Linked DNA regions of Homo sapiens: region 2 is linked to region 1. Evidence: read pairs that join two places in POLR2A ChIA-PET (ENCODE). Cell type or tissue: endothelial cell of umbilical vein. All regions are shown on one strand. Each heading gives the region's core, and the rest is flanking DNA. Links, peaks and the distances in the headings are about the cores only.

Region 1 (2,803 bases), core at 8-2,507:
TACCCTTGGCAAATCTTTTCCAGAATTACACATTCCTAAAACAATGAGCCAATCCACAGGCACGTGTGGCCTACTATATGCTCAACATTCACTTCTCTTTAAAACAATTTACATGACAAAACAAAGTACAACAGTGAACATTCATCAGTTGCACCTTCAAATGTCTGACAACACAATCAGATGATCTGTGTGTCCTTTACTTATTAAATTGATAACAAATAGAAAATAAAATGTAGATCTGAAGGAAGCACTTAATTTTTTTAATTTGCTCAATTGCAAAAAATTTATTTATATAAATATATAAAATGAATTGCTATATTAAAAGAATAATACAAATTAAAATACTATAAATAATAACTTGACTGCCTTACAAAATCAATTTGAGCTACTGTATTTACAGATTGAGTAATCCTTATCCAAACTGCCTGGGACCAGAAGTGTTTCAGATTTCAGATTTTTTTCAAATTTTGGGATATTTCCATACATATAAGATATGTTGGAGATGGGACCCAAGTATAAACATAAAATTCATTTATGTTTCAAAAATACCTTATACACACAGCCTGAAGGCAATTTTATACAACATTTTAAATAATTTTTGTTTCAGAAAGGAAGTTTGTATACATTGAACACATAAAGTCACATAATTTTCTACGTTTGCTGTCATGTCAGTGCTCAAAACATTTTGGATTTTAGGGCATTTCAGATTTTGGATTAGGGATGCTCAACCTGTATTTTATGGTAATAAACCGCATTTCTTTAAAAATATTGTACATTCTTGGCTGGGCATGGTAGCTTATGCCTGTAATCCCAGCACTTTGGGAGGCCGAGGCCAGTGGATCACTTGAGGTCAGGAATTCGAGACCAGCCTGACCAACATGGTGAAACCTCGTCTCTACTAAAAATACAAAAATTAGCCAGGCATGGTGGTTGGCACCTGTAATCCCAGCGACTCGGGAGGCTAAGGCAGGAGAATCGCTTGAACCTGGGAGGCAGAGGTTGCAGTGAGCCCAAATCACACCACTGCACTCCAGCCTGGGCAACAGAGTGAGACTCCGTCTCCATTAAAAAAAAAAAAAAAAAGCTGAGTGTGGAAGCAGGCACCTGTAATCCTCGGGAGACTGAGGCAGGAGTACCACTTGAACTTGGGAGGGGAGGTTGCAGTGAGCTGAGATTGCACCATTGCACTGCAGCCTGGGTGACAGAGCGAGACTCTATCTCAAAACAAACAAACAAACAAACAAACAAACAGTACATTCTAGAGTTTAAGCTAATGAAGACTGTTCTCCCAGTATCTCACTCCATACAAAAATATATATTAAAAATTCAGGTGATCATGGCTTTGGCTAAGTGGCATTAGTCTACCACCTACAATTTTACATTGAAACACTGGGGATACTGCAAATGTTACCTAGTAAACTAAAAGTGTTACTTTGTAAACAGGGAGGGCAAAAAAGGAAGCTAGTTAGCTCCCACTTGGGACAGATTTTGTTCACTCTCTACCTCTACTCAAAGGAAATAGTTTGAACATCTCTAAATTATTTTCGTAATAATTGCCTTCCTTCCAAAACAAACATGGACTTATAATTTTGCTGAGTTCCTTGTGGTAAGTTACTGGTACTAGTTTAAGCCACATGGCTCCCAAGTAAAGCCAACAGTTTTTGGCTTGATATGCTAATATGTAGATTTTGAGGCCACAGTAAAATTAATTAACTAATTAAAGGGTTATTTTTCCATGTCACAATGGAGAGTCCTATCTAAATTAGGGGTTTTACACTGAAGATACAAATATCCAGATGGTTTCAACAAGAAATTAATGTTTCGGTGTACTATTGCCAGAGACCAGTTAAAATCATAAGAATCTGTATTTTCTTCCTCTTTTCCTACTATTTTTAAGCCAGGGAATTTGTACAGTTTAATTAAAAGATACTGGAGGGAAGAAAAGAGTCCATGCATCAGTAGCTTAGGATCCTTAGCACTGAATAATCCAACCCTCCAAATAACTCTTACAAATGAATCCTACAGTATTTCTCATTCAGCAATATCCTGTTACTGGGGCAACCTGTGCCATTAGGTCTCAGTAAGCAGCACAGTCTCATTGCCAGATGTAGCTCAGACAGCAGCAACTCAAGCCCTGCACTACAGAGGCATCTCCTCTTCCAGCCATCACCTGCTTGGAAACAAAAACAGACCCCACTGGTTTGGCCACACATCTGTAATCTGCTTAAGGCTATAAAAGTGTTTTGCTTTTCTTTTTGACATACATGTAGTCCAAGTTTATTCAATACAGGAATCGAGCATTTCTAAATAAGGACCTCAAAACTGGCAGCCAGTTCCCTCAAAAGAAAATGCAAGTTTCTGCTATTCTCCTATTCGTCATTTTCAAATGAGTTCTCCTATTTCAGTATAGACAGTCAGAAAGCCTCACACAGTCCTGGAAGCTGCCAACCCAGCATTATGACAGCTGCTTCTCAAAGCCATGAGCCATTTCATTAAATCCACTCTTACTTGACTCATCCACTGGCAAAGATTTAAAGCTTTAATTTATCTTTTGTATGATTCACTTTGCGGCCCTCTAAAGTTGTTAGGTTTTTTTTCCTTGAGCATTTAATATCATTTCTCAAAATGCAATGCAGAAAGGCAGCTGAAAGATTATATATTCAAAAACTTGTAACTCCAGAGATACAAATAAAAAGATATATAGTCAAATACAGCCTCTCTTTCTCTCTCACCTAATTTTAAAGACAAAGTACTGAATAGACATAAATTCTCATGACAGCCTGAGCTCATCAGGTAAGGCTAT
Region 2 (2,803 bases), core at 93-2,592, 110 kb before region 1:
GAGATTCGCATATGACCAATTCTTATCTTTTAAATAAAAATTTACTTATGTGCCTGCCTGAAAGGACTGAAGATCATACCTCTACGCTCTCTTCCATGTCCTTTCTTCTCTCTCCCCTGACACAGCTGCATTGGAAGTAGCTGTAAATGGGATGGACTAATTTTCCCTACCCAGGAGGCCCACTGTAAATCAAGCGGTCACCCACTTCCAGCTAGGCATTTTGCCACACCAGGGCTATGAGAAACAGATTTAATTTTCCAATCAGCAGTTCTGTGCATGTCTGATTCTTGGCTCAACATACAACTGCTATGCTGTTTATTATACTTCATCTCTCCATGGCCTCTGAAACTCCCCAAGGCTCGGGTTCGTCATCCGCAAAATCGTGGGAGGCTGGTTCCATGGTTCTTGCAGTCCCTTCGCTTTGAATCCTTTTGTCTGTACTCTTGCTACATGGGTGTTCTCTGGGAGTTTGTTAGACATGCAGAACCTCAGGTCCCACCCAGATCCAGGGAATCAGAATCTGCATGTTAATGTGATCCCCAGGTGACTCTCATGCATGTTACCATCTGAGAAGACCTACCCTCCACCACACTGACCACAGCCACGAGCTGTACCAAGACACCACCACACAACAGCCTCGGTTATCCCTTCATGAAAGAAAAACAAACATAATGGCTGGGCGTGGTGGCTCACGCCTGTAACCCCAGCACTTTGGGAGGCCGAGGTGGGTGGTTCACTTGAGGTCAGGAGTTCAAGACCAGCCTGGCCAACATGGTGAAACCCGTCTCTACTAAAAAAATACAAAAATTAGCCAGGCACGGTGGTGTGTGCCTGTAATCCCCATTATTCAGGAGGCTGAGGCAGGAGAATTGCTTGAACCCGGGAGGTGGAGGCTGCAGTGAGCCGAGATTGTGCCAACTGCACGCCATCCTGGGCAACAGAGCAAGGCTCTGTCTCACAAGCCAAAACCAAAAACAAACAACAAACAAAAAAACAATTCTCAAAAACAAAGCAAACAAAGCAAGGCATGAGATGAGTGTGAGCCAAGAAACAATACTGCCAGGGGAATATTGCCAAAACACCAGAGTCATGCCTTGAAGTTTCTTATCATCAGGGTCACATTTCTGAACCAGAAAGCCACAGGAAAGGAAAGACTGGTCACAGACTTCCTTCTTCCCTGGACCATTTGTTACGGGAAGTTCTCAGGAAACAGGTCAGTAAGTGTAGAGGGCATCACAGGACAAACTTCATTGCTGGGTTTCCCAGAAAAGAGCAGCTCTCCCCTACTGAAGACACTTTTAGCAGACGGGCCTTCACTAGTGAGTAAATATACTAAAGAAGCATGGACTTACTTGTAGGTCGGTGGAGCAGCTGATTTGGGAGAGAACCCATGAGATCTTTAAGGACGGTAGGGATGTTCTGATTAGCATATATGCTACAGCCATCTGCGATGCCAAAGCCATACTGTGATGGGACTATGCCAGTTATGACACCTTCATAACCATGAGAACTGCACTCATGGCCTTTTCATACCCATCTGCTGATTTGATAACCACAATAATCTTCCTTAGTGGGATCACTACTCCCACTGACAGTTGAACAAACTGACATCCATCCTGAGAAGTATACTTAAAACTAGCAAGTGGCAGAACTGAAATCTGAACCCAAGTATCCCAATTCCTAATGCAACCTTCTCACTGTTCCATGAAAAGTTCCATTTTATAGAGGACATGGCTATATTACTTGGATTAGAAACTAATATTAAAGAAGCATATCACGCCTGTAATCCCAGCACTTTGGAATCATGAGGTCAGGAGATCGAGAGCATCCTGGCTAACATGGTGAAACCCCATCTTTACTGAAAATACAAAAAAAATTAGCCAGATGTGGTGGTGGCACTGTAGTCCCAGCTACTCGGGAGGCTGAGGCAGGAGAATGGTGTGAACCCCGGAGGCGGAGCTTGCAGTGAGCCGAGATCGCGCCACTGCACTCCAGTCTGGGCAACAGAGTGAGACTCCGTCTCAAAAAAAAAAAAAAAAAAAAAAAAAAGGAAGCATAAACCCATCTATCATCACAAGCACCCTCTTTTTCATACATTTCAAATTTTTGATAGGTTTGAAAAAGAATGAATTCGACGGTATCTTTTAGAAGCCAGGATAAAAGAGATTAAAGCAGTAGTCCAAGGTCACGGAGATTCCTGATGGTGGAGCAGGGCTGAAAAGCTCCCTCTTCTAGCTAAGTGAGGCCTGCCTGTCACTTTGCTTGGACAGCCCATTCTCAATAGCACTTTCCTCCCAGAACACTCTCCCAAGTCTTTAGGTTTCCCTTTCTCAGGATGAATACGATGGCTACGTGAATGGCCAGAAGTTTCACCAACTCTAAGTCAAATTGTAGTGTAGCGACCTAGGCACTTCAATGGTCAAGAGAGATACAGCCCTGTATGACGCGGCCACATTTTCCAACTTGGGGAAGAATTTATACACATATTATCACAAAGTAAATGCTGTACCACAAATCCAGTTTTTATCTTGACCTCCAGAAAATTAGGTCAGTTATTTTTAGCTACACTATCAATCTTGAAAATCTCCCAGAGTTAAAACTCAGACTACATGTCTAAATCGGGGTTTATTTTTGTTTAAAAATAACAGTTTCCTGGCCACACATGTTTAAATGAAGCATGCTTTGTCCCCTTATGGTAACAAACTGCCCTGGAAGGGACACAAACAAAGCTTCACATCATTTGTGAAAATATTCCTTATTGCTAGGGACATTTTCCTGAAATATCACTTGTCTGGCTTAGACT

Evidence for each region. ChIA-PET counts read pairs that join two places held together with the same protein. Peaks named below come from ENCODE experiments on the same cell type or tissue, not always from the same donor. Only the 100,000 strongest peaks of a DNase experiment are listed, where the experiment ranks them.
Region 2: POLR2A ChIA-PET joins it to region 1 with 7 read pairs; 3 of 35 experiments call an interaction of 5 or more read pairs at or near these places.

What each region holds. Positions count from the first base shown.
Region 1 is chr21:26,039,540-26,042,342 of GRCh38, forward strand. All of the region lies in intron 5 of APP (amyloid beta precursor protein), which reads right to left. Among named protein-coding and RNA genes, the nearest start is that of APP, 130 kb to the right of the region's middle. In endothelial cell of umbilical vein, for the core only: no CTCF peak of the experiment used is centred there; no DNase peak of the experiment used is centred there.
Region 2 is chr21:25,924,980-25,927,782 of GRCh38, forward strand. The region is part of intron 13 of APP (amyloid beta precursor protein); the gene reads right to left. Among named protein-coding and RNA genes, the nearest start is that of GABPA, 190 kb to the left of the region's middle. In endothelial cell of umbilical vein, for the core only: no CTCF peak of the experiment used is centred there; a DNase peak (open chromatin) is centred at 1,132; H3K27ac peaks cover 2,500 bases.